Regions from separate parts of the Mus musculus genome. Here all the other regions are linked to region 5. A link is a loop called in an ENCODE intact Hi-C map of the cell type or tissue named here. Cell type or tissue: heart. All regions are shown on one strand.

The links. A loop is a pair of places that touch in the nucleus more often than their neighbours do. Peaks named below come from ENCODE experiments on the same cell type or tissue, not always from the same donor. Only the 100,000 strongest peaks of a DNase experiment are listed, where the experiment ranks them.
Region 1: a loop joins it to region 5, with 13 times the contacts of the local background. A loop is called at or near these places in 16 of 42 quality-filtered maps.
Region 2: a loop joins it to region 5, with 10 times the contacts of the local background. A loop is called at or near these places in 2 of 42 quality-filtered maps.
Region 3: it touches region 5 in a loop (2.2-fold over the local background); 2 of 42 quality-filtered maps call a loop at or near these places.
Region 4: it touches region 5 in a loop (2.7-fold over the local background); 16 of 42 quality-filtered maps call a loop at or near these places.
Region 6: it touches region 5 in a loop (2.5-fold over the local background); 7 of 42 quality-filtered maps call a loop at or near these places.
Region 7: it touches region 5 in a loop (10-fold over the local background); 9 of 42 quality-filtered maps call a loop at or near these places.

Annotation. Positions count from the first base shown.
Region 1 is chrX:164,074,217-164,078,216 of GRCm38, reverse strand. Siah1b (siah E3 ubiquitin protein ligase 1B) reads left to right here and starts at 1,724. Exons shown (of 4, transcript NM_001308385.1): 1 at 1,724-2,030; 2 at 2,548-2,639. In heart, no CTCF peak of the experiment used is centred here; DNase peaks (open chromatin) are centred at 1,696 and 2,006; H3K4me3 peaks cover 1,797 bases; H3K27ac peaks cover 1,193 bases.
Region 2 is chrX:163,825,223-163,829,222 of GRCm38, reverse strand. It overlaps the pseudogene Gm20188. Among named protein-coding and RNA genes, the nearest start is that of Rnf138rt1, 66 kb to the right of the region's middle. In heart, a CTCF peak has its summit at 1,625 (motif pointing left); no DNase peak of the experiment used is centred here.
Region 3 is chrX:164,002,670-164,006,669 of GRCm38, reverse strand. All of the region lies in intron 2 of Car5b (carbonic anhydrase 5b, mitochondrial), which reads left to right. Among named protein-coding and RNA genes, the nearest start is that of Car5b, 23 kb to the left of the region's middle. In heart, a CTCF peak has its summit at 1,653 (motif pointing right); no DNase peak of the experiment used is centred here.
Region 4 is chrX:164,064,326-164,068,325 of GRCm38, reverse strand. No RefSeq gene overlaps it. Among named protein-coding and RNA genes, the nearest start is that of Siah1b, 10 kb to the left of the region's middle. In heart, a CTCF peak has its summit at 1,930 (motif pointing right); no DNase peak of the experiment used is centred here.
Region 5 is chrX:163,956,486-163,960,485 of GRCm38, reverse strand. It overlaps Zrsr2 (zinc finger (CCCH type), RNA binding motif and serine/arginine rich 2), which reads left to right and starts at 1,820. Exons shown (of 11, transcript NM_009453.3): 1 at 1,820-2,212; 2 at 2,491-2,570; 3 at 3,933-4,000. The coding sequence starts at 2,160. It overlaps Gm38561 (a long non-coding RNA gene), which reads right to left and starts at 1,745. Exons shown (of 4, transcript XR_878297.3): 1 at 1,641-1,745. In heart, no CTCF peak of the experiment used is centred here; DNase peaks (open chromatin) are centred at 1,795 and 2,195; H3K4me3 peaks cover 2,339 bases; H3K27ac peaks cover 1,957 bases.
Region 6 is chrX:164,417,976-164,421,975 of GRCm38, reverse strand. Piga (phosphatidylinositol glycan anchor biosynthesis, class A) reads right to left here and starts at 2,196. Exons shown (of 6, transcript NM_011081.3): 1 at 2,136-2,196. In heart, no CTCF peak of the experiment used is centred here; a DNase peak (open chromatin) is centred at 2,325; H3K4me3 peaks cover 1,781 bases; H3K27ac peaks cover 982 bases.
Region 7 is chrX:163,907,237-163,911,236 of GRCm38, reverse strand. Ap1s2 (adaptor-related protein complex 1, sigma 2 subunit) reads right to left here and starts at 2,220. Exons shown (of 6, transcript NM_001290379.1): 1 at 1,964-2,220. Gm52456 (predicted gene, 52456) reads left to right here and starts at 1,706. Exons shown (of 2, transcript NR_165469.1): 1 at 1,706-1,826; 2 at 1,939-3,127. In heart, CTCF peaks have their summits at 1,646 and 2,262; a DNase peak (open chromatin) is centred at 2,146; H3K4me3 peaks cover 2,597 bases; H3K27ac peaks cover 1,594 bases; H3K27me3 peaks cover 395 bases.

The DNA of each region.
Region 1 (4,000 bases), 120 kb before region 5:
AAGAGCACATGACTGCTCTTCCAAAGGTCCGAAGTTCAAATCCCAGCAACCACATGGTGGCTCACAACCACCCGTAACATAAATCTTAAAAAAAATATTTAGAGTTATAAAAAAAAAACTGGAGGTGGGGGCAGACACCTGTAGTTCTAGCACTTGGACTGCAGAGGCAGGTGAATAGCTGAATTTGAAGCCTGGCTACACAGAGAAACCCTGTCTCAAAACACACACACACACACACACACACACCAAAAACCTGTTCTTTACTCTGTGCTCGTCTAAGGTCAGGATTGTTACCCTGTGCATACACACACTGTCTTCAAGCCACACAAGGGTGGAAAGTGGAGGAGAGGGAAACTCATATTTTAAAGTGATCACAAAATCGTGACTGCTGACACATGGAACTAATCTTTGTGTGATGGAGGGGAAACTTGTAACCCTCCACACAAATGAAAAGGCGATATTGTCAGTGAATATTTGTTGAGAATTTGATTGTGTGAGGGCTGTAGTAACTACTATGGAAATGGCCAGTGGTTTCATGCTCCCAGCTACTCCTGCCGATTGGATCAACACACCAGCTCTTACCAAGCACTGGTTCCACCTATCCAGTCTCTTATCACATCTTTTTTTATTTATTTATCTTGTCCTTGAAGCAAAGAACTTCAAGATTCTTTCAGGCTTCTTGTACTTTCAGAATATAGTCACAGATTTTGAATGTAGGAACAAAGAGCGAATGGAACGGTTTTTTTCCTCCCTGTGTGCCCATTCAGAGTTTTTTGGGTTAGCATTGTCTCTGTGGGAGCCAAATTATAAGAGTAATGTCGGAGTATGGGGTAGGGGTGGAGGGCTTCAAAGCAGAGATGAAAGTGTGGTGCAGTCTAGAGAGCTTCATAGTATGAGGGAGAGCTGGTGCCTAGAAAAAGTCATAAGAACTAGAAGGGCAGTGTGCTTCCTCCACGTACCTGTCTAAAATTTAAAGCCTGCTGAGTGAGAGGCTGGAAGAAACACTGGGTTGGCTCCCCAGGTCTCATTAAAAGGGCACGAAAAAGCCGGGCATGGTGGCGCACACCTTTAATCCCAGCACTTGGGAGGCAGAGGCAGGCAGATTTCTGAGTTCGAGGCCCAGCCTGGTCTACAAAGTGAGTTCCAGGATAGCCAGGGCTACACAGAGAGACCCTGTCTCGAAAAACCAAAAAAAAAAAAAAAAAAAAAAAAAAGGCACGAAAAGGAATTGCGAGGTTTCAGTTCCACCACTGAACCCCACCACTGGGCAAGCAGTTTTGTTTCCCATCGGTTTCTGCTCATAAATTACCACTGGCAGAAACACGAAAAAATAAAAGTGTCATTACTTTACTTTTTATTTATTTATTTATTTAGCATCTAGAATTTGGACTGTTTTCAAGAGGGACTTTGGGGTATCCTTTTTCAAGAGAGACACTCGATCTGGCGAGAGAGGGGCGGCCAAGGTGAAGGCCACGGTAGGTGATTAGGGAACCTCTGAGGTGTCTTAGACTTAAAGCAGTAAAATATGCTTGCAGGGGAAAAGAGGTCTCTTTGAGAGGCGGGCTCATAGCTTGCTCTCAAGCCAAGCTCTGATAGGCCAATAAGAAAGTCTAACGAAAGAGGGGACGTGACGTGACGTGACCCAGCCAGGCTTCGGCACCATGGTAACGGCATCACCCATAAGAAGGAGCTAGTGGTACAGCCCGGAGGAAAAGGCGTGGTCTAAGCGACGGATGGAGGCGGGCTGGTGACATGGGCGGAGCGCGAAAATCGGCCTGTGGTCTTAGGCGCAAGGGTGATCGCATGCCGCTGTTCGAGATCAAAGGCCTGGGCAAGTCACTTGTGGCTGTTCTCAGGGTCTCCTCAGCGGTCTCCCTGTAGAGCTGCGGTCGAAAGCCGGAGCCGGAGCCGGAGCGAGCCAGAGCCGGATTGAGCCGGAACCGGAGCTACCGGAGGGCGGGACTTCCGGTTTCTGGGCCCAAGACAGAGGGCGGGTCAGGAGTCAAGGTCTCGCGAGGCTGCGGCGTGAGGTAAGGGGGCGTAAGCAAGCTCCTCATAGGCTGGCAGCCTCGTGCCGGGAGCCCGCGCGGAGGTTGAATTCGGTAAGGATGGGCGACTGTGTGTGACCGCGGCCGCGGGGTCGCAGGGCCTGTCTGTGGGGACAAGGACTACCCCTTTGGCCTTTACACGCACTGTCTTGAGGTACCTTGGTCCGGGGAGACCCGAAAGATGTAGGTCCGAGAGTATAACGGAGGGGCTACTCGAGCTTCCCCCAGGAACCGGCTTCCCAGGGCGCTCTCGTCAGTACAGGGTCACTAACTAACCCCTGGGGATTGGATCCGGTTTGGAGATGGGGCGACTGCATTTCTAGACACCGAGGCTGAAGACGCTGGAACTCATCCGGATTGGGGGGGGGGGGGACGGATAACGCCACCCTCCAGGGTGGGCATTGGTAGCACAGTAGTGTCGGGAACACAAGTCTGACCCGTCTCCACTTCTCAAGTTCTTAACATCTTTTTTTTTTTTTTCTTTTGTGCCCTACTCCAGATCGAGAGACCAGGAACTTCAAAATAGTGCCTGGGATCCGGATGACAGCAGGCATTAAGGGCTGGCTACTGGACTGAAGCTGCTGGAAACTTGTAAGTATAACTCCACCTCGTTTGTCTTTTCCTGAAAAAGCTTGAGAAATAATTTGAATGTGTACACCTTAGTTTGAATAATCTCTTCTGAAAACCACGGTTGCTTTTTCTCCTGCTTTCTGGACTGTAAGTCTGCCAATCTCCCCTTTGCTATCCAAAAGTTTGGTTGGCATGTGTGTGCCCGAAGAACTGTGAGCATGACTAGTATGCACAACAAAGCTTTTCTTTTTGAAACTTTAAGCATGCTGAAGTTATGCAGAAACGGAGAGAGAGTTGCAACCAGTGTCAACTATCTCAGAGTCTAGTGTGGCCTGTTTGAGGTCGTCTTTTTTTGATAAGGCAGGTCTCTATACTTCTGTTTATTTCTGTGGATCTCAACCTGTCCAGAGGTTAGATTTTTAACATTTTCAAGCAGTTCAGGGTTAATTCTAGCTGGATGGTGTGTAAGTGTGTGCCTTGCTGTGAACATGGAAAATGGAGTGAATTAGAAGATGGTTTTTCTCACATCCCTCTCTAGTCCTTTCCTGTAAGTTATGTCTGTTGAGGTCTCCTGCCGTAACATAGCTGTAGACATTTTGTTCCATGCCTGCCAGCTATTTCATATTGTTGCAGTAATATGGGTACCAGTCATTAACACAGAAAAATAACTTGACTCAAAGCAGGGTCATGCTGACCACATACCTTGTTATGTTCCGAGGTTATGACGTTTGTTAATCTTAAGAAATTCCACAACTATAAGCTTCACCAGTAGGACCTATCAAATTAAAGAACTGTTATGTGACTTCCAACATTGGCATATGAGCTCATTGTGGTTTTAGTTGTTTTAGCCTTTATAAGCTGGCCCTGAGAAATGTTTGGGGTCATAGTTCCCAAAGTCTGAGCTGTGTCAGTCAGTCCTACGGTGTGTTGTTTAATAAACCATCCCTGTTTGACTGAGGTTGGTGTTCATGTGGTTTGTGGGGTGACTCCTGAATCCCAACAATATCCAGGTCCTGATAATGCCAGGCAGAAGGGAGTAATTATAATAGGAGATAATAATTTTAGTTTTAACTATGGGTATGTGTGTAGGCTTCTGCATGAGTCCACTAAAGTAGAAAGAGGCTGCTGGGTCACCTGGAGCTCGAGTCACAGGCAGGTAGGAGCAGCCTGCCATGGCACTGAGACTGGAACTCACTCAGGTCCTCTGGAAGAGCCTTTGACCATGGAGCCACCTCAGCTCCAGGACTTAATTATTCTCCATTGTGTGCATCTTCCTGAGCCCTGTAGCTATTAAAGGGCATTTCTGACCTCTCAATAGCACCTTCCCCCAAATGATCACACTAAAATGGGTCTCAAGACATGTCCAGACCTCCCCTGATCAC
Region 2 (4,000 bases), 130 kb after region 5:
TCTGTATCCATTCCTCTGTTGAGGGACTTCTGGATATTGTAAGTAGGGCTGCTATGAACATAGTGGAGCATGTGTCTTTATTACCAGTTGGGACATCTTCTGGGTATATGCCCAGGAGAGGTATTGCTGGACCTACCAGTAGTACTATGTCCAGTTTTCTGAGGAACCTCCAGACTGATTTCCAGAGTAGTTGTACCAGCTTGCAATCCCACCAGCAATGGAGGAGTGTTCCTCTTTCTCCACATCCTTGCCAGCATCTGCTGTCACCTGAATTTTTGATCCTAGCCATTCTGACTGGTGTGAGGTGGAATTCTTTTCTTTTCTTTTCTTTTCTTTTCTTTTCTTTTCTTTTCTTTCCTTTCCTTTCCTTTCCTTTCCTTTCCTTTCCTTTCCTTTCCTTTTCTTTTCTTTAGGTATTTTCTTCATTTACATTTCCAATGCTACCCCAAAATTTCCCCATACCCTCCCCCCACTCCCCTCCCCCCCCCCACTCTCACTTCTTGGTCCTGGCGTTCCCCTGTACTAAGGCATATAAAGTTTGCAAGACCAATGGGCCTCTCTTTCCACTGATGGCCGACTAGGCCATCTTCTGATACATATGCAGCTAGAGACACGAGCTCCGGGGGGGGGGGTACTGGCTAGTTCATATTTGTTGTTCCACCTATAGGGTTGCAGACCCCTTTAGCTCCTTGGGTACTTTTTCTAGCTCTTCCATTGGGGGCCCTGTGATCCATCCAATAGCTGACTGTGAGCATCCACTTCTGTGTTTGCTAGGCCCTGGCATAGTCTCACAAGAGACAGCTATATCAGGGTTCTTTCAGCAAAATCTTGCTAGTGTGTGCAATGGTGTCAGTGTTTGGAGGCTGATTATGGGATGGATCCCTGGGTATGGCAGTCTCTAGATGGTCCGTCCTTTTGTCTCATCTCCAAACTTTGTCTCTGTAACTCCTTCCATGGTTTTGTTCCTAATTCTAAGAAGGGGCAAAGTGTCTACATTTTGGTCTTCGTTCTTCTTGAGTTTTATGTGTTTGTAGATTGTATCTTGTATCTTGGGTATTCTAAGTTTCTTGACTAATATCCACTTATCAGTGAGTACATATCATGTGAGTTCATTTACCACAAACATTTTCAATGAAAATTATTTGCATTTGAGACTTTCCTGTTGACAACTTGCAGGTATTCACAAACAGAAATAAGGAGACTGACAGATTCTGGACAGATGCTAGCTACTCTTATATAAAGATCCTAGGGGCTCAGCAGTCAATAACCTATTCATGAGGGTGGAGTTAGGTGTGTGTGCATAGAGTTATGGTATCTGTCTTAGTTGCTTTTCTGTTGTTCTGATAAAATAGGCTGGGGAAGTTAAGGAAGAAAGGGCTTTTATTTTTAGCTTACAGCTCATGGTACAGTCCACCACACTGGGGAAGTCAATGCAGCAGGAACTTAAAGCAGCTGATCCTGTTACATGCACAGTCAGGAGAGAACAATGAATGTACACACACACACACACACACACACACACACACACACGTTATTGCTCAAGTCTTTTTTCTTTACTCCTATATAGCCCAGGATCTCCTGCCTAGGGAACAGTGCCACCTACAGTTGCTGAGTCTTGCTATCTCAACTAACATAATAAAGATAATCCCCCACAGATATGCTTAGAGGCCCTTCCAGGTAATTCTAGATTATGGCGAGGTTGACAATGAGGGATAATTGTCACTTATTGTCCTAGTATCTTTCCACGTAGGTTAAGGAGCATTCAGGCTAAAGAGTAATACTACTTTCTTTCATTTATGTAATATGAAGCAAGTGGCATAGACTCTTGGGATATAGGAGGGAAGAACGTGCCCTTGTGGAGCTTTTTTTCAAGATGATAACAAACAAAAGATGCAATATAGAAACCATATACCATGTTGAAAAGTGATACTGACTGTACCTTTGGATTGCATACCCAGAGCTTCAGTAGCCACATGGGATACACGAGCCAATGGCATAGAGCAAATTAAGAGGGCAGAAGTCCAGGAATGTATTTCATACAGCCAGACAAAAAAGCTTCAAGGTAAAAAATAAAAACAAAACAAAACAAAATAAAAACCAAGACCAAACATGTTAGCACTAATCTTGTGAAGATAAACACTGTGAACAATGAAAAGGAGAAAAGAGTGAACAGAGCTTTTGAAAATATCTAGATGGAACTTGCATATTTCTCCAAAGGCCATTCTCTTGAGCTTCTGCAGAGAGCTGATTCCTCAACAGCACCATAAAAACGAAGGAGCTAATGTCATCCAAGCTACAAGATTAATGACTCCATTGGGATACAGTGATGGCGTGTCAAATTTCCCCAAAAGATCAATAAATTAAATGTTTTATACAACTCTTTTAAAAATGTGGTACTAGCCATGGAAATATAAAAAAGTGTGGAACGTGATAAGGGACACTGAGTGTGGGAGGAAAAGGAGAACCACTGGAGAATTTTTGAGCTGAGAACACAACAAGATCTTGCTTTGGCTGCCAAAAGTCCATCCTGGCTGCTAGGTAGTATGGGGAAGGGATAACTTTAGGCAAGGAGACATACTGAAGAGGGGCACTATTACAGTTTTCCTAGCAAGGGGCAAGGTGCTTGGATCATGGCAATACAAATGGAGTAGTAAGCACCTGGACATTTTCAAAGTAAAGTTCTCAAAGTTTCTTCATGAATAGGGTGAACTTGAGAAAGTATCAAGTTGTTTCCCTCAGTAACTGAAAGGTAATTATTGATATTCTCTGAGATGGGGAAGGCTGTTGGTAGAGCCAATGTTTCAGGGAGAAGACTTTAAGATGGTGAGTTTGAGACGGTCATCACATACGTCTGTTGAGTACATGATTAGATTGTAAAACCTAGAAGTTGAAGAGGAATGCATGTGGGGATATAGCTGAAGATAGTTATGTATGTAGAATTTGAAGTTGAGTTAGAGTGATGTTGTGGAGAGAGACAGGAAAAGAGAGATGGGACTGAGCCTTGGAACATTCAAGAAAAGAGAAGCAAGCAAAGACTAAGAAGAGAAACCAGATAGATGGGAACACCAAGACCAAATTAGGGTCTTGGATACCAAATTAGGAACAAGTATATCTACAATAAACAAATAAGGTTCAGTGAAATGACTTGCCAAATAAAGGCACTTGAGGTGTAACTTTGATCACCTGATTTCCATCCCTTATTCCATAATGGAAGGTGAGAACTTACTCTACATTGCCCACTGACCTGCATGGTATTTGTGTCTCCCTCCCTCATGATAAGTAGAAAATTAAAAGAAAACAATGCAATTATTTGAATTAAATGATTCACATTTAAGTGGGTGTTTTAATTAATAAAAATCAAATTAAAAAGTTCTTCTGATTCAATAATTCTGTTTTTAATAATTTCAAGGTGCATAATCTTTAAACGCAAGGGTATACAACATAACATAACCTCAAAGGAGAAAATTTAAAAGCACGTGGAATGTAGTACTTCTTAACTTTTAAAATTATGTTTATCTAATGTGTGTGCATGTGTACACACATGCCACAATGTGCATGTGGAGGTCAGAGAACAACTTTCAGGAGCTGGTTCTCTCCTTCTGACTTGGACTGGCTGAGCTATCTCACTGGCCTCAATGCAGTACTTTCACTTTATAAATGAGCCTTTCAAATCCATTATTTCAAAGGTGACTGATGAAATGGATCATCATTGCTGGAGAAATTAAGTACAAAATAAAATAGGTTTTAAAACGAAATGTTATCATAATTATATGGACAAAGAAATATGTGCAGGTCATATTTCTCTAGGCTTTCCTCAGCTTATACAAAGAGGATGCTGGCACATGCCTTTAAACCCAGCATCCAGAGGCAGAGGCAAGCGTATCTCTCTGAGTTCAAGGCTAGCCTCATCTACTTAGAAAGTTCTTGGATAGCAAAGAATACAAAGTAATACCCTGTTTTAAAATATGAAACAAACAAATTAAAGAGGTGGTAGTAAGAG
Region 3 (4,000 bases), 46 kb before region 5:
ATGAAACTGAAGAATAACGAAGACCAAAGTGTGGACACTTTGCCCCTTCTTAGAATTGGAAACAATCACCCATGGAAGGAGTTACAGAGACAAAGTTTGGAGCTGAGACAAAAGGATGGATCATCTAGAGACTGCCATATTCAGGGATCCATCCCATAATTAGCCTCCAAACGATGACACCATTGCATACACTAGCAAGCATTTGCTGAAAGGACCCTGACATAGCTGTCTCTTGTGAGAGTAGGCCGGGGCCTAGCAAACATTTAAGTGGATGCTCACAGTCAGCTATTGGATGGATCACAGGGCCCCCAATGGAGGAGCTAGAGAAAGTACCCAAGGAGCTAAAGAGATCTGCAACCCTGTAGGTGGAACAACATTATGAACTAACCAGTACCTGGGAGCTCTTGACTCTAGCTGCATATGTATCAAAAGATGGCCTAGTGGGCCATCACTGGAAAGAGAGGCCCATTGGACACGCAAACTTTATATGCCCCAGTACAGGGGAATGCCAGGGCCAAAAACTGGGAATGGGTGGATAGGGGAGTGTGTGGGGGGGTATGGGGGACTTTTGGGATAACATTGGAAATGTAATTGAGGAAAATATGTAAATATATATATATATATCACCAAGAAGATAGCTGTGGACCGGAAAGTAGCCTTCAGAAGACACCAAATCTGTGCTGTCTTCTGTTGGCCTTTCTAGACTCTAGAACTATGAGGAAAGTTGTATTTCTTTTGCTTATAAGCCACTCATTCCATGATACTCTGTTAGCTAAAGTACACACTACGCCAAAGCTACACAAATAAAAATTGAGAGCAAATGTATGGTTAACACAGAGTCTACAGTTTAGAGGGGCTAAAGAGATGCAAGTAGTACAGACAGCCAAGCAGGCAAAAACAACCATGTCCATAAAAATAAAAAAAAACTTAAACCAAACAAGTATTGGTGTTTATCAGCTGCAGAATCTTTTATTATTATAATAACTATTGTTTGCAGTCCTGAGGATTGAACCTAGGGTACAATACTTGGGAGGTTGGACACTCTACCACATCCACCACCATAGTGATTACAGATTCTTATGAACAATCTGACTCTACTAAGTTGAGCTGTAGTTGACACAATCATTGCTGTTTTCTTTTCTATGAGAAATGTGTGGAAAATAAGACCTCTTAGAACACAACACAACCCTCTTCTCTCAAGGGAAATGGTCGTCAAGTACCAGGAAATCATTCCCATCTGCTTTTTTGTTTAAAAGGAGGAAGAAAGGGAGAGGGGAGAATAAAAAATGTGAGAACTACAGTTCCCAATGTCTGAATGGAGTCGTGAACAATCAAGAATGACAGAGGGCCTTATTTTAGGGACTTGATGACCAGCGCTCCAGTTCTTCCATAATCTCCACAGGAGACTCTCACTTGCTGATTTTTAAATTGTCTTTCTTCTCAGGGATATTAGTCTGAGAATATCATATGTACAAGACAGGAGGTTTCCTTGGGACAGGAATCTTTGAAACTGAGTGGGATGGGAATCAAACTTTGAATTCATGTATTGTTCTTTGGCTTTAGGTGAAGGTTTCTCAATTCTGGCTCTAGGAACATAGCCAGCGGTATAATGTAGGGAAGGGTGTTTATCAGCATCTCTGGCCTTTGTCCAGTAGAGGTCAGTAGAACCCTACTCTGAAGCATCAGGAAACTATCAACTGTCTCTTAAGGGGCTGAATCCTTCATGATGTTGAGAACAGCTAGCTGGTCGACATCCTCAGGAGCACTCAATACACTGCTGGGACACTTTAAAAACTCAAGCAAACAAGAATTTAAAGCTGAGGCTTGGAGAATTTAGCTCTGGGCAAGTACCAAAAGGAAGTGAACTATCTTCTCCATACGAGAGAATCAGACATAGGATTCTGCCCTAGCGTTAATAGGAGGATTAGGATAGCACCGACTTGTATGGGAGATGTTCCTGGCTAACAACACGGCTGTCATAGTCAAACACTTAGACTCACTGGTGGGGCAAGATGTACAGGACACTGTACACTGTAATTATGTGTAATGTCTATTTATTTATGTATATGTATGTAAACTGTGTAAGTGCCTACAGAGGCCACAAGAAGACAACAGATCCCTTTGAGCTGGAGTTGAATATGACTGGGGTCCTGTGATGTGGGTACTTGGAACCAAATTCAGATACTCTGGAGGAGTAAGAAGCACTCTCAATCAGGGACCCAGCTCTTCAGCATTTTTTCTTGTTGACCTTGAAGCCGTGCATCCCGGGGCTTCTATTTTTTTTCTTTCTATTGAAAATAGTTTCAATAGAAAGAGCAGGAGGTGATGGTGAACAGTTTTCATCCTGGTACTCTGCAAGCAGAGGGAACTTGATTCCTGTGAGCTTGAGGCCAGCCTGGCCTACAGAGGGAGTTTCAGGACAGCCAGGGCTCCACCTCCATGTTTCTGTCTCTCGGTAGAGAATAAACAAGCTTCTATTATTGTTGTTGTTGCTGCTGTTGTTTTTGAGACAGGGTCATCCTATACAGCCTTGGCCATCCTGGAATTCACTCTGTAGACTAGGCAGACCTTGAACGCAGAGATCTGACTTCCTCTGCCTCCTGACTGCTGGGATTAAAGGTGTGCGCCACCACCATGCCTGACATTTCTAATTTATTATTATTATTATTGTTATTATTATTGCCATTATTATTTGTGGGTTTTTTAAGGCTATTTTGCCCTGGCTGTCCTGGAAGTCATTCTGTGGATCAGGCTAGAAAACAAACAAGCTTCTAAAGGATTATAATATAATGATAAAAACTAACACATTGGAATAGGACAAAACAGTCAGAAAGAAAAGAGCAGGCAAAAACGCAAAAAAATAAAAAATAAAAACAATAAACTATAAGCCATAATGTATACATATGTATACATGTATATGTATTTGTGTATATGTATATATGTATGTATATATGTACATACATACATACATACATACATATATCCCCGACTGCCATTGAGGTTTTTTTCTTCTTGGTCATCTACTGCTGAACATGCAGCCTACCCTTAAGAGTAGTTTATTTCCCCAGTGTGTCTCCTTTGCAGGAAAGTAAATTTTCATTTGCAAGTGGTTATCAATTGGAGATGGATGGTTAGGGATGGGGGCATGCGTCCACTTCTTTCATCTCTAGGACCCCGTCTGGTGCAGACCTGTGCAGGCCCTGTGCTTGCTGCCTCAGTCTCTGTGAGTTCATGTGAGCTTTGCTTGTGTTCATTCATTGGGCCTTGTTTCCTAGGTGTCCTCCACCCTCTCTGGCTCTTACTCTTTCTGCATCCTCTCCCACAGGGTCCCCTGGGCCCTGGTGGGGAGGGGTTTGATGGAGACAGCTCAACTAGGGCTGAGTGTTCCAAGGTCTCTCACTCTGCACACTGTCTGGCTGTGGGTCTCTATTTGCTCTCATCTGCTGCAGGACGAAGCTTCTCTGATGATGGCTGAACAAGGCACTGCTCCATGAGTACAGCAGAATGTCATTAGGAGTCATTTTATTGTTATGGTCTTTCAGTACAACTAGGCTATCTAACTACTCTTAAGTCTTTGGTCCCTCCAAGAGTATTAGGTATAAATTCTGTCTCGTGGAGTAGACCATAACTCAAATCAGATCTTTGTTGGTTGCACCCACAAGCTTTGTGCCATCATTGCCCTAGCATGTCTTACAGGCAGAACACTATTGTAGATCAAAGGTTTTGTGGTTGGGCAGGTGTTTACGTTTCTCTTTTGGTAACATGCACAGTAAATTTCTGTATCAAAGATGCTAGAATAGAACCTACGGATGAAGACTCTATAGGCACAGCTCAATATGTTCATGTTCAGTAAATGGTGTAGATGTTGTCTTCATCAAGAGGGCCTTGTATTCAGTTTGTGAAGAGTATCTATAGTCTTGGGAGCAGCCTGGGTTGTATGGGAGGTTCCTATGAGACCCTTTGGCCGACAACTCCATTAGATGTAACCCATTCTCAGTAC
Region 4 (4,000 bases), 110 kb before region 5:
ACAAAAGGTTCTGCCTGCCTGTTCCAGGAATGATGATCACTCCTCTGTTTCATAAAGTTGTTGGTAACCATCTTGCAGCCCTGCCTTTGTTCCAAAGGGTTAGATGACCACCTATAACTACCTTGTTCTGCTCACGTTGAGGCCATGTCTTTGTTTCAGGAAGGGCTAACTTGTTATCCTTATGTTCTGCTCCTGTAAATCTGCCTATTTTGCCTGCCAAATCCACCATTTGAAAATCTTCTATTCCTGAGCTATAAAATAAGTCTTGTGTTCCTCACATCCAATGCTGACCTCCAGAACCCTGCCTTAGGGGGAGCAGCCCTGTGTAGATGAATGAAAAGTCTTGCTTTAGTTGATTTGGTCATGATGATTTGGATCTGTGGTCTTTGTCTTCCCATCTTTGGGATTGACTCTGGATCAACCAAGAAGTTGGTGAGGAAGTCTTCTAGTCAGTATCTTAGTTAGTCAAAGAGGAGGTGAATATGGGGAAAGAAAATACAGATGAAACTGAATTTGTAAGCCAAAGGCTAAACATGATAGGAACATATGGCCAGAAGAGGCCAGTTGAAAGGGTAGGCCCTGGTCTCTAGCTGGTGAGTGTGTGTGAGAGAAAATAGATAGTTTCCCTTTTTTCCTCCCTTCCCTCCTCCCTCCCTCCCTCTTTTCCTTTTTTTCTTCCTTCCAGTGTCGTCGTTGTTTTCAAGACTGTTTCTTTGTGTAGCCCTGACTGTCCTGGAACTTGCTTTGTATACTAGGCTGGCCTTGAACTCAGAGATCCATCTGCCTCTGCCTCCCAGTGTTCCACTACCCAGCTCAATTTCCATTTCTTCAAGTGGTAAGCCATTATGGATTGCTTAAACAGGGAGTTCTTGACTATTCCCTTTCTTTCCCAGTTTTAACAAAGACTTTATTCATTGGCTTTGAAAAAGATGACTTCTGTGGCAGTCACTTAATATGCCAGAGGGGAAGATGTATGGCCTCTTTGACAGATATCCTTAAAACAAAACCAGCTGGCTCTAGTGGCACTAAAGAGGCTGTGAGGTGTTTAGAGTTTGATGCCAGCCTGGGATACAGACAGACCCTGTCTCAAAGAATTAGAGCCATTTAAGGAATTTCCAGAAACACTTCCATTCTGATCAGATTATACTATTAAAATAGTGTGCCATTTAAACATTTGTGTCCTAGTTGGTTTCTGAAATACAAAGCTTTCCAAAGAACATGGGCTTCAGGTATCTCCAAAGAAAGAAGAAAAGTGTGCTGTACAGGGGAGTAATAAAAAGCATCCTGGTTTCAGAAGCTGCTTATCAAGCATTCCTGTGCCTACTTTGCCAAGTTCCAACTCAAAAAGTATGTTTCCCTTTCTTTCTCTTTTTTTGGATACTGGCTAAAAGCCTGGGAGTGCTTTCCCTGGTACTTTTTCTGTGAAGTCACTTCCCCTTTGCACCATGAACATGCTGCCCCTAGACTAACAACAGCTCAAAAATGCGACCCCATTTTCTGTGACAGGCTTCTGCTAGTCAGTAGCTCTGCCTTTGCCATTTGTCCCCATCTATAATCGTATAATACAACTTTATAAACCAAAATAAAAGACCTAAGTTTTCATAGGATGGGATTTCTCAACTGTAGCACTCAAAATTTTAGGCTGGAAAATTGTGGGAAGACACATATACTCTAGGGCAGTGGTTCTCAACTTGTGGGTCATGACCCCTTCGCAGGTCACCCTTTCCTAGGAGTAGCATATCAAATACTTAAATTATGACTCATAACATCAGCAAAATTACAGTTATAAAGTAGCAACAAAATAACTGTGCTTTGGGCTCACCCCAGCATGAGGAACAAGTCATGAGCTTTTTATTATTTCCCCCTGTATTGCAGCATTCCTAAGTTGAGAACCACTGCTTAGGGGTATTGAGAGCATCTCTGCCACTTGACCACTAGATGGCACTGCCGCACCTTGTGATAGTATGACCATCAAGGGCAGACTCACTGGCCTTGACTTTTCTAAGAGTTCCCTGTCATTGTTGCTTTGACACTTGTCCCCACCCCCACCTCCCAGTACACACATACCTGGAAAGAAAAATGAATATATGTTTTGAATTTCTATTTTTAGCAATCGGGGGGAACTGTCTTTTCTGTGAAGGTGAATGAGAATAAACAGATTCCTATTTTTGTGGAAATAGCCTTCCCAGGCACTTAGGTCCATAAGCCCTTCATCTTAGTTTACCTGAATTTCAAACGAAACCAGCAAACAGAAATTGATAGAGAGATGATTTTTTTTTTTTTTTTTTTTGTAGTTTGGACAAATGTTGAGTTGTTGGCTTCTTTTAAGTGCCTTTATAAACTCGAAGACAGAAATTTGGGGTTGCTAATTTTATCCAACTCTAGGCTCAGAGAACACAGGCCTCATAGGGAAGCACTCCCCATTTTCCCAGGGACCCTCAGATCTTGGGTTTTTTAGGGTACTAGGTAGAAAACTTCTGCTTACAGTCCTTTGTTCTCCTTAGAAAGATTTATTCTGACTCTACTGCAGTTTTGGAGCCCCAGGGTCATCCTGAAGTCCTATTAACATACTAATAAGGAAAAGAAAGAAGGTAGAGCCCAAGTGTGAAGGATTAGTTTGCCTGTGAACCCTGGTGATAATCGAGTCTTACAGGCTTTGTTTATTTTGCATATCAATGCATACTTTGTAGTCTATTCTGTTACCTACCTGTTTAATTTCTGTCCTGCTCTGCCTATGGCCTTCTTAAGATTTACCGGCAGCCAGGAGACAAAGGCTAGAACATGGGCTAATTAGGTCCAAGGTGGGTTATCTAGTCCACCACTCGATGGGAGGGAGCAGAACTCCAGCTTGCTTCTGTTCTCTGTTACTGGAAACAAGTTGTTGTTGTTGTTGTTTTTTAAAGTCTGGGCTGAGGAAAATGGAGTCCTGATGATATCACTCCCTCCAGTTTTAAAAAGAAAAAAGTCCTTTTTTTAAAAGATTTATTTTTTTATTTCATGTGAGTGTGTTGTTGCAGTCTAAAGACACACCAGAAGAGGGCATCGGATCCCATTACAGATGGTTGTGAGCCACCATGTGGTTGCTGGGAGTTGAACTCAGGTCCTCTGGAAGAACAGTCAGTGCTCTTAACCACTGAGCCATCTCTCCAGCCCTCGGTTGTTTTGTGTGTGTGTGTGTGTGTGTGTGTGTGTGTGTGTGTGTGTGTGTGTGGCACACCAGGGTACAATCCCCATTATACCCTTGCCAAATCCCTCATTATATTCCTTGCCAAATTCTTTATGCCTAGGTGTCGAAGTGCAAGCCTTTTGTGTTTTGTCTTGGATGTCAGCTTCCTGTGAACTCCTTACCCGAAAGGGTTCAAATTCTCTGAGGTAAAAAAGAAAGATGAGTCTGATAGCAGGGCCCTGCTGTCTCGTTAGAGCAGGGTTCTCAACTGTCCTAGTGCTGTGAGCCTTCCATACAGTTCCTCGCGTTGTGCTTATCCCCAGCCAGAACAGTATTTTGTTGCTACTTCAAAACTTTAATTTTGTTACTGTTATGAATTGTAATGTAAATATCTGATACACAGGAACTCTGTGATAGCTTATTTCTCTGCCTCTGGTGAAATGAGCCAATTCAAGCCAGATTAGATGATATTAAAGGCAGGTTTATTGGGAAGCTGCTCTTGGGTGACTTTACTGACCCCAAGGATCAAGGCCAGGGGAGTCACCATGGGGAGGTAGGAAGGGAGAAGAGAAAGAAAAGGTGGGCACAGAGGGAGCTGAGGAGAAGGAAGGAAGGAGGGAGGGAGAATATGAGAGAGAGCATGAGAGAGCGCAAAATGGATTATATAGGGAGGAGCCTCTGGGGGAAAGGGCAGCCCAGCCGCTGGGCTGGAAAGTTGAAGGTTGGTTGCAGGGTATGCCAGGTAGGGACTGAGGGATGCGGGGAAAACCTGGAAGCCAAGACTGCTTTGGTCTGTTAAATATGCACCTCAGTGACTTGTCCAAGGTCTGAAAC
Region 5 (4,000 bases):
CCTGGTCTATAAAGCAAGCTTCAGGACAGTCAGAGCTACAGAGACACTCTAATAAGACAAGACAAGACAAGACAAGACAAGACAAACAACAAAGTAACAACAACAACAATGACAACAACAAACTCAACAAAATCCAGGAACTAAGAGTTCATCAATTGTGACAAAACAAGAAACTTGTGGCCCCAGGTAAGGCTTCTGATAAGCACTGCGGGGGAAGTTGCCGCAGAAGGTGAAGGAGATGTCCACTGATGCCCTTGAGAGCAGAAAGAGCAAAGTGTTAGCATTCTGTCTAAACTCCACCTGCATAGTTACCTGCCAACAGTCAGGTATGCTCCTCCCCACAGTTACCTGGCAACAGCCAGGTAGGCCTGGTCCACTATAAAAGGGGCTGCTTGCCACCTCCTCACTCTCTTGCCTCTTACTCTTGCCTTCTTGTCTCTTGCCCACTTGTTGTTTTTATATTTATTTATTTAATGTGGGAATGCATGCCAAAGAGGACAATGTGTGGGAGTCTGTTCTCTCCTGCTATATAGGTCCTTGGGGATCGAGTTTAGATCCTCAGCATCTTTACCTGCTTAATCATCTGCCAGCCCTATTTTTATTTTCCTCTCTAGTTCCACATCACACCTCACCTAGATGATTGTGATACAGTATTACCTTTTTCTTGTCTTTCTTATTTATTTTATTTTTGTTTGTTTTTCGAGACAGGGTTTCTCTGTATATCCCTGGCTGTCCTGGAACTCACTCTGTAGACAAGGCTAGTCTCGAACTCAGAAATCCACCTGCCTCTGCCTCCCAAGTGCTGGAATTAAAGGCCTGAGCCACCAATTCTTTTTTAATGGAAGTGTCAGGTAGCTCAAGTTGGCCTTGAACTCTCTAAATAGCCAAGGTTGACCTTGAACCCCTGATCCTCTTGCCTTAGTTTCTTAAGTTCTAAGAGTATTGGATTAGGTGTGAACTACCTTGTCCTGCTAATTTAATCCTTTACATTGCAACGTAAAATTTCCCCATTAAAAAAAAACACTCCTGGAGACTGCTATAGTTGTCCAGCTCAACCTCCGCAGCAGCAGCCTGGGGGTCTGCGTTCCCCAGAGGCAGGGAGTAGAAGGAGACTCCTCAACAAACACAGGGAACCAAGATCCTAGAGGCAGGCTGCAAAAGCCAGCCGAGGATTAAGAAGAGGGACATTTTCTCGTTGCATATGTAAATGTTTTTAAAGATTTATTTTATGTATGTCCATTGCGTGTTTGCAGCACAGGATCCCCTGAAACTGGAGTTACAGATGGTTGTGAACTGTCTGGTGGGTGCTGGGAACCAAACTTGTATCTTATGAAATAGTAGTAAAGCTCTCATTACAGTTACAGCTGAGCTCTCTTCTCCAGCCCTCCTCCCCTTTGCACAAAGGCATGGGGTAGCAGCAGCCAATCTCTAGATACCCTTGCCTTGCACTTTTGTTCCAGTAACAAAATTCCCTGCTTCCCAGCACATTCCAGTCAGTTTCACCTCCAGACGCTTTCGGCTTGTTTTTTTTTTCCTCTTTCTCCAAGCACAACTCCAGAGCCAGCCGAACAGATCCCGTTCCCCTGCACTTAACTCCGGTCCCTCTCTGCTTCTCAGGATTAAGAACAAGGGTCACAAACCTGATTCCTTTGGAACCAGAGCCAGCAGGTTTTGCAAAGAGGAAGCGGATTCTTAAACTTCGTCTGGGGCGCTCATGGGTGGAGCCGCGGAGAGAGGCGGGACCTAGAGGCGTCGCCTTGGAATTTAGATGGGAGGGGGCGGAGCTAGGCCTTAACGCCTTGAATTCTGGGCAAGGGGCGGTGCTAAGGCCCCCGCGAGGCCCCGAGGAGCTGGGGCACGAGTTTCCGGGGGTGGAAGATCTCCGGGGGGCGGCTTCGGTGAGGAGACATTTTCTCAGCCCGCGATGCCTGGCTGACTGGCCGAGGGAGGAAAACTCAGGTCTGCCGCGGTGGCTGCGGCGGCCTCTTTGAGGGTCTGTTTTCTCAGGCCGCGGCGCCTGGCTGACCAGCTGCGGGAAGAAAGCCGTCTCCTTCCGTCTTGGGCAGGTACCGGTTGGTGGCCGCGCGGAGTGGGCGACCGAGGACCTGGGTGGCTGCTTCCGCTGAGACCTTGCCGTGGGAGAACACAGCGACAGCAGTATGGAAACGGCGGGGGCTACGGCGGACGCTACGGCGGGGCCGCAGAAACTGAGGTATAGGAAATGACGAGGCGAGGCGACTGGGGCGGGGACGACTATCTCCGGGGCTGTCCCGGGCCGCCCGAGGAGATGGGGGGCGGGGCGCAGGGGGGGAGCGGAAGGAGGGGCGGGGGACGGACGGGGCGACCGGCGCGGGCTAGCCTGCCTTCTTCCTTTGCCTCCGAGCGCTGTCCTAGGCTGGCCCCTGGCCTGAGGGTGCAGAGCCGGGTGTGCGGATGCTCACTCTGTGTGTGCGCGTGCGCGCGCGCGCGCGCGTTTTTTCAATCTTCCAGCCGTAAGAAGTACTTGGCCCTCCGGAAGAAGGAGAGACGTAAGAGGCGACGGCAGGCGCTCGCTCGGCTCAGAGAGGCAGGTAGTTGTTGCTCTGGATGTGGAATTGCTCCCTCTCTTCCTGCTCCGCCCTCCCACGCGGCCTCAGACAGGCTAGGCTGCCCTTACATCCGCCACGTAAATGAGGACGACTCTTAAACTTCTGATCCTCCTGCCTCTGCCTTCGAAGTGTCGGGGTGACAGAGTTTCGGCGACCATGGCACTTTGCAAGTTGATCGGTTCGTGCGTGCTAGGCAAACCACTCTGCCAAGTGAGCTACACCCCCAGCCCATGCAGCTGCTTCCCTCGATTTCCTGCCCAGCTCATCTCTGCAGCTAGCCACCACACCACTTAAAAATGGCCCGCACGTGACAGAACCCGATATTCTAAGTGGTAGAGCTATACATTTAGTAGATTCATAAAATTAGATGTTTATAAGATGACCAAGCACTTACAAATGCAGGCAAGAGGGTTGAGCTCCCACAGCAGTGCTAGGTTAAGGTGATGGCCAGCCTTACCACCGGAGACTGTGGAACAGTACTTGAGAACTAGTTCAGGAGAGGCAGGCTCCAACATCAAGGATGAAAACAAAAAGGAACAGTAAGCTGTTGTGTTACTGATGACAAAACCCTCCTGCTTTAAGTCTGAAGCTAATCTGCTACAATTTCCTAAGCTCATGTCAGTTATCCCCTCCCACTTGTCTCAACTGGCATTCTTTTTTTCCCCCTTCAAATTTAAACTTTGAATAGAAGGTATAAACTTTTCTTCCATTAAAACTATTTTGCCAGATTTTTATTTATTTATTTTTGAAAAGTCTTCCAGTGTACACAGAGTTGAAAAAAAATAGAACACTTAAATATTCATGAGTACTTCTATAACTTTGTAAAATCATTAAATATTTGCAGGCTCTCTTTCCCTCTCTTCCCCCTCTCCTTTTCTTGTTTGATTCTGAACTCGTTGTACAGCCATGCCATGAGTATCATGATGGAAGCATTGATTAAAAAGAAGTGCGGTTAGAGGAATGCTTAAGAACGCCCGCTTAGCCAGCACTCTGGTGCTATACGCCTTTACCCCAGCACTCAGGAGAGAGGGGCAGGGGGACCAGAGTCAGAGTTCAAGGCCCAGCACACATGTGGAAGCTTATAACTACTATTCTTTTTAAGATTTTTTTTTTGAGGTAGGATCTATATAGCCTTGGCTGGAATTTACTGTGTAGACCAAGCTGGCCTGAACTCAGAGATCCATTTGCTTCTGCCTTCTGAGTGCTGGGATTAAAAGCTTTCCCACTATGCCTTAAGTTTAGGTTTTTACCATAATTATAAAGGTTAAATATTTATCTTTTTTGCATGAATAACTGACCAAGGATTGTGAGACTTTACTTAATAAAGTATTTGAATTTCTACAGAATTGGCACAGAAAGAGGAGGAAGAAGATCCTCTTGCTGAAGAAAAACGACTAGAAGAAGAAAGGTTG
Region 6 (4,000 bases), 460 kb before region 5:
GGATTACAGGTGTGCACCACTGCACCTAGGAATCTCCCTTGCACTGGGACCATGTAAGCCACAGGACATGGTAAAAGGGACATGCAGATCTTTGACCTCAGCCTATGAAAGGTTCGATGGCTTTTACTTCTGGAGTTATCATACAGCTACTAGGTTAGAAGGACATGGGGGAGACAATGAGAGGAAAAGGGCTTACAAGCTACATGGAGAGATAGGGACCCAGCCACCTCTACATTCTTACCTGCGCCCAATTTCTAGCCAGACCTCTAGCTAAATGCAGCCTTCTACAGAAACCCCTGAAAAGACTCATAAAAGTACCACTAGCTAAGTCTAGCAGATTCCAGAGTCATGAAAAATAGCAAAAAGGCTGTTTTATAGCACTGCCTTTTGTTCTGGGTTGTGAAGCAGAAAAGGATACTAAAACAGGCTAGGATGTGAATCTAAGTATACTGGCACATTGTCTATTTTTACGAACAAATTTTTACAGGAACCTGGCTTGCCCATTCACTTATATTCTGAATGGCTACTTCTGTGGCTTTGAAAGAAATCAGATGACCCACAGAGCCTAAAATATTTACCATCTGGTTCTTCACAGAAAATGTGCTGATTAGGGCTGCACAGCTTAGCTAGTGACCCAGTACATCCCATAAGGCTCTGCTGGTATTATCTCTGTGGTTTCCTTTAAAATGTACCTGGAACTAGAGCTTTCTTTTTAAGAACACCCTCTTCAAGTGTTCCCTAGAGCTCATGCTGAAGACAATCTGGCTTCTCCTTCCTTATTCAAGGATAGCTATGCTTAAACTGCTCCCTTCTCTTTTCAGAACCCTTCTTTTAATTATGGAAGCCTTTCCCCTGAGCACCCTTTCAGTGTAGACCCTGAAAGGAAATGGAACAGGACACAGGCTTTACATGTGGGCTCTTTCCTACATCTAAGGCTAAGAAAAGTTCCCTTTAGGAGTTCCCTAAAGTGATGCTCATATGAAGTGCTCATTCAATACTCTGTTCTATAGATGCTTAGACTTTTAATGCCACAGCTTTAGAGATCTGGCAAAAATCCGCCTTAGTTGAGATCTACAAGTCTACAAAGAACTCAATGGAGGATTACTATCCTAACTCTCTGAGTTTCAGCTCTCACCTGCAACTACATGTGTCCATTTTCTCCCACAAATTCACCTACATTTAAAATCGTCTCAGAAATTCAGAGGGAGGAGGCAGGAAAGAAAGGAGCACGTGCTTGGGAGACAGAGAATTGAGGGTTCTAGGGCAGGGTAAGACAGCTACATGGGGGCACCCGGACACATAAACTGGAAAAAAAGAGGAGGGAAGACCAAATTTACAACCAGTAAGTAAACAAATAATGGAAGCAAGAAAATATGAAGTTTGCAAAAGGGGAAAGCAAAGCCTCAAGTGGCTAATGCTGTGCTACTGTCATGTGTCATCTAAACCTGGTCCTTTAGTCCTATCCCGTTTTAAGAAGTGAATGATAAGAACAGAAATAATGAACCAAATGAAAGTATGTGAAAATACTCACTGAATCTTGGCTTCTATAAGTGAATAGAGGCTGTAAAATCTGGTCAATTCTCTCTCCAGCCCTACATGCTAAGCGATCTGTACAACTTCCCTACCCAAGCCATGTAAATGACAAAGTCAAGAAGTCCTCAAAATTCTCAATCGTGCCCAGGGAACTCCCTTATTAGTAGAAGCTTCTGAGGATCCTTAGAGGGGGCTCGGACAGGGCTGAGAAATCAAGAGAAGTATACTTTAATCCAGTCCCAAGGCAGTGCACACGCACTCCCTGAGAGGCAGCTCGGGTGTACTAGAGCCAAAGAGGATCAGCCCGGGTCCACCAGCCAGCACCCCAGGATGAGACAAGATCCGGCCAGACCCAAAGGGACTCGGAAAAACGTCCTAAGATTCCAGTCACTCGCTCTACTAAACTCAGTCTAAGAACCAGTTCCAACCCTCAAGGCACCCTCAATCCCCATTTGATTACGGAGACCCACGGACCCGACTTCCGGGCCTCAGATAGAGTAGGCTTCACCTCCTCCACAGCCTGCCACGGTCCTGTGAGAACGGCACAACCCCATCCAGAGAGACCGAGAACGTTAGAAAGGACAGCCAAGACGCGTACTTACCCTCCAGTCCCATGGCCGCCACTGTCCGGACCTCCCGCGGCAGTTAACAGAATCCCGCCCCGCTGCTCCAAAGCACCAATCAGAAGCGTCCGCGATCCGAGCGCCGCGCCCCCATGATAACCAATCACACAGAGGTTCTGAATTACGTAGAAGAGAGACGCCCAGTCGGGCCCAAGTCTCTAGCGCGGGATTGTAGCGTCAGCGAGCGCAGGAGCACGTCTCCTAAGAGCTGCGGAAGGTCCCGGGCGTAAGTGCCCTGGTTGCTTAGTTACTGCGTCTCTTTTCAGGAAGCCCGGTCTCTCCCCGCCTCCTTCCGGTTAGAGAGACCAGGCGGGGCCGGGCCGGGCCGGGGGCTGGGGGGAGGAGCGGGAATGCGGGGAGGGCGGGGATAAGAGGAAGGGCAGGGTAGGGGGCGGGGAAATCAAGGCCAGGGCGTTTCTAGTCAGTATGGTACCACAGCCAAACCAACCACATCCATTCTTGTTATTCTGGCAGGATTGCTAAATGTGATGCATAAAAGTACAAAAATAAAGAAAAATCACAGCAAGTCAAAACTAAACTCTGAACTTTGAATCTTAGATCTACATATCTGTGCGTGTCCTAAAGACTGAGGACTTTCCTTTTAAAAGTTCAGATTTTGTTTTTGTCTTACAACTCTATGGGGGGGGGGGGGTGTCAGGGAATCTTAGGTATAACCTGAAACGCTCCCGCTCAAGCTGCTGCAGTCCTCAGCCAAAACTGTCTTGCGGTCTGGAGCCAGATTGTGCTTGGCCAAGAAGACAGAATCTCTCGATTGTTGTAATAGTCACCTGCTCTTTATAGTTGGTACCTGCAGATTCCCCAGCATGGCCATTCCTGCATTTTCTAGAATAAATTGTTTTCTAAGCAACAACACCATCACCATGACTGGCATCCACTTGAAGCTTGTGGTAAAGTTAAGGGTATTTTCTAAAACAAAACAAAAAGTTGTGCCAGGTGTGGTGGCGCACGCCTTTAATCCCAGCACTTGGGAGGCAGAGGCAGGCAGATTTTTGAGTTCGAGGCCAGCCTGGTCTACAGAATGAGTTCCAGGGCAGCCAGGGCTACACAGAGAACCTGTCTGGAAAAACAAAACAAAACAAAAAAGTTGTAGCAGATTTGAACTGTAGTATTCTGCCTGAACGACCACAAAGCATGCCTTCAAAGACTCTCAACCAGTGTGTCAGGACCCCTTTGAGGTATCCTGTATAGGAGGTATTTACATGACGATTCATAATAGTAGCAAAATTACAGTTATGAAGTAGCAAAGAAAATAATTTTATGGTTGTGGGTCATCACACCACAGCATTAGGAAGGTTAAGAAACACTGCTTTAGAGAACGTTCTTGGAAGCCACTAGAATTTGACTAAAATATTGCTGTGCTGGATATTCTGATGATAAGGTATGAAGGCAGCCAATGCCAGTTGTACTATCAAATAGTCTAAAAAGAAAAGATGTCAAATAAAGTAGTCAGCATCTTCCCTTGAAATTTAGTTCTTTGCAAATTCATATGTAAATAAGCTTCCTTGGATAATTTTAGAGTGGGAGGCACCTCACACATGTAGTGAAAGCTGGCTGGCTATCTATATGCAAAGTACACAAAGAGAAAACTTGGCAAGAGTACTATTTCCAAACCAAAATGAAACTGAAGCATATGGAACTGTCTATGAGAAAAGGAATTGCTAAGGGAAATATGTGGGAAAAGGCTGGGAGCTTCAGAGAAAAAAGTATTTCTATCTACCAACATTTATGAAACAAGAAGTAGGGGGTGTCCATAAAAGTTGAGAACAAGATCCTTTCAAGAAAAAAAAAGTGAATAAAGATACAGAGGCAGATGCTGACTGTTC
Region 7 (4,000 bases), 49 kb after region 5:
TAAACACCCTGACACATGATCAATAAGCCATCAACATTTCTACGCAGGTTATAATAGCAGGAAATTCTATTGGAAAGATCTTACTATATGTAGGTAAGTGTGGAAGAGTGTGTGGAAATCAGAACAGGTGGTAAGCTGGAGTGAAAATTTTGAAGAACAAAAACTCTGATAATTTCAAGAAACAATTTTCTACCTGTTCCACACTCCACCACTCTATGTGCATTAAAGGCAAATGCAGACATCAGGTAGTTGATTTAGGATGTTGATTTACATGTCTAGGAAGAGGAGACCTACTATTTTTCACCCTGAGGCTATTCTAGTTCCAGGCTGAATTTCTTGCAGAAAAACTGCTTGTCATTTAAAGCATTCCCTTCAATTTATGCTAGCATATTTTAAGCAAAATCACAATATTAATCAAAAAGATCTCACAAACAACACATTTTAAAGACAAAAGCCCGATTTTTATGTTTGCATTTCATAAAATCCAACACAAACAAGCACTCAAGAACTGAGTTAATGTATGTAAAAGAGAATACACGCTTAAAAAGCTTTATTCAAAGTTACTCATATCGAGACACAAGATATTTAATTTAAAACAACAAATTTTTGGGACAGTGCACAGAATACTTCTTTTAAAACAAAAACCACATTTGAATGTTATGCTGGATTTGAGTATGTTTTATACCGAAGCTAATTTGCATTGATTTACTTAGTATTTGCATGTCTGTTGGTCAGTCTATATTTTCTAAGGCATGTATTTTATAATTCAACTGGTAAAAGCGAGCTGTATTGTAAAGCTAATTTGAAGGTAAAATTTGGATAGGTGTTTTGTTTTAACCTTTTTAAGTTCCTTTAACAGTGACAGTGCAAGTAAGATCCACCCAAGGGCGATTCTTAATATTCACCACACAACCTTAAATTTGAACACCCGGAGGAGGAATTTACGTAACTAATATAAAATCAAATTGGCTCTAGACAGGAAATCCACCTCGCAATATCCCAAAAAGGCATCAAGAAAACATCCGGATATTTATGGCGTAGCCATTTAACTTTAATAAAGTTAAAATTGGCTATTACCCCACACAACACTATATAATTCATTGAGAGCAAAGTGCCACCCTTGTAAGTCCTGAAGACAGCGGCATCGAAAAGAACGGCATCGAAAGAACTGGACATTGAACGCAAACCGTTATCAGAACTTGGGGAAGGGACCGATCGGTTTTCTTAAATCTTGACCAGGAGAGATGGTTTGCTAATGACTGGGGTGTGCTCTAGGCTATCTGTAGCGGGGTCCAGTATCCGCCCTACCACTTTGGAGGACGAAGAAACCAAGCATTTTCCTCAAAACAAATGATGTGCTAACATGGGACGAAACCCGCGGCACAAGTATTCCTTTTCCCTCGCTTTGATTTTTGCCGCAAATCCCGGGACAACAATTTCTCCAGATTGGTATTAAAACAAAAACAAAACAAAACAAAACAAAAAACCCAACAATGAGCTCAGCCTTGGAGTGGGCTCTGGTCCAGCATCCCTGGGGTCCCGCAGTCTCGGACGCCTCCCCTCCTCCCGGGACTACACTCCATCAGTACCCAAAGCTGGGCGAGGTGACCGGCAAGGAGTGGAGCAGAGACAATGGCATCCGCTGGCCCGCCAGGGGCGCCAAGTCCTCGGTCGCCGTCACCCCAGCCCCTCCCCAAAACGCCCCGTCAAACTTGAGGCGATCAGCGAACCACAGGTGCCGCGGGGTCCCCGCGGAACCTAGGACCGGTTCCCCTGCATCACCGGCGCGCTGCCGAGTGGAGAGCGGAGCGCTACCGCCGGCAGAAGTGAGTTTCGGGGCGCGGCGCCCCGGGAGGACTCGGGGTGGGGTCGTCGGGGCGCTCACGGGGCGGCGGGGGGCGCGTCCCAGCCATCACTCCCTCTTTCCATCCCTGCCAGCTCAGCGGACTCCTTCAGCACTTACGGCGGCGGCGGGCCGCGGACGCGGCGGAGCTGGGCTGGCCGCGGAGACTGAGGCGCCGGCAGCTGCTGAGGGGAAGCCCCCGTCGCCGTGCTGTGGAAGGGAAGCCGTGGTGCCGCGGGGAGGGGACCCGTCTGGTGGAGGGCAGGCTTAGGCTGCGAGGGTAGGGCGAGCCGACAGATCCCGCCCTGGAGGCTGGACGGAGGAGGAGCCCGGGCTGCGGCGAGCGGAGAGGCGGACCGGAGACCGCGCGCCAAGCTGCCGAGGGGGCGCCAACCGCCTCTAGAGTGAGCGCTGTTGCCGGCAAGAACGAGAAGCCGATTGGTCAAATAACCGCAGGGTAGGCGTGGCGAGGGCCGGAAGTCTGGCCACGTGACCCGGAAGCGGCCTAGGCTGTGGCCAGCGCGCTTGCGTACTTCGGGCTGTGCTGCCGGGACGCGGCGCGCGCGGCTGTCCTGGCTCCTTCCGTGGCAGGGTGATGGGGCTCCGCGGCGCCCTTAGCTGACCCCGTGGTGCAGGCTAAAGGATGGTCCGCACCGCAAAGGGGCTGATTCCGAGCGCCAGTGACTCCGTGGGTCTCCAGAGGGTTGGGCGGGGAGGTGTGACAGTCGGCGATGATGGTGGGAGCCAAGGACAGGAGTGCTGCAACTCAGGGGAAAACAAGTCAGCGCTGTCGCGGTGCTCGTGCCCGCGTTTGCAGGGAGGCCCCTCCTTTCCAGCCCCAGCTAACCTAGACATTTCTCGCCACAAGCTTTGCTAGAGCCTCTCTTCAGGGCTTGCTTCCCCCAGCAGTGCGGCGGACTGGAGGAGTTGTAGTCCGCTCTCTGCTGCAAAAAAAAAAAAAAAAAAAAAAAAAAAAAAAAAAAAATCCAGACAGCGCTTAGTCCTTTTAGATCCCGCTTCCTTCTCACGGTCTCGCCCGCACCTTCCCCATCCCGGGTTCCAGTTTAGCCTTGGCTGATGACTCGCTCGCCTTGGCATGTCCTTCCTCTAATGTCACATCTATAAAGCCTCACCCTAAAGCCCCGGAACAACGAATTCCTCTTTTACCCACATGCTTCTGTTTAGCGCACCTTGGATTTTATTCGTTTAACAACCTAGTTCTCTGCCTGGTTTTAACACTACTGATAAATGTGAGTTGTCTAATAAAATTATAAAATGATGATAGACTTGTTAAAAAGCTGAAATGTTGACTTAGTCTGGGCGTATGATGGATGTCTGTGTTTTATTTGAATGGTGGAATGGATGGATCATCGAGTTCAACTCATCTTTTATAGATAAGGGGAATGGAGATCCACAGGATTAGGTGACCTTGCTTGGACAGCCATGGATTTCCCCTGTCAAATGCTACTCATTACTACTGTCACCTCTGTCCCTACAACAAAAGCCAGAACAGAGTATTCATTGGGCATGCCTTTCTTTGCAGAGATTACTAAACAGGAATTGTAAATTAACTAATGTAAGAAAAAAAAGATGCTACACTTTTAGCGAAGCTGTGTTTACTTAATGTAAAGAACCCCCTTATTAGACATCAATGTTCATTTTTATGTCTTAGAGTGCCAATGTAATAGGATCTTATACGTTAGGAATTTGAGGTCATTTTGTATATGCTTTTGTTTAGCAAAAATAAAACTAGAATACTTTCCCCTTTTCAGCAATACTATGCTGCTTGGAAAGTTTCCTACAAACGTGTGTGAGTGAAATATACTGGAGTATTAAAGTGGTCAATAGAAAGCAGAATTGGCTTTTGGTAGGTCTTTAGGTCCCCGGCCCAAATTTCTCTGTTTATTGTTGAAACATGCCTCTAAAATGCCAATGTACTTTCTCACAAGAAACAGATGTCATTAGCCAGTTCAAAGATAGCAATGATATTACACAATGAAAAACGGCCTTCTAATTCTAAACACTGCCTTTCCTTTTTGTGTTCAAAACACCTACGTCCTCAGGGTGCCTAAGTCACCACCTCCCAAGTTTAAACTCATTGGATGTGTTACTAATGTTGGTTAGTAGCTCTGGAAATTATGGGAGACTTGCAAATTG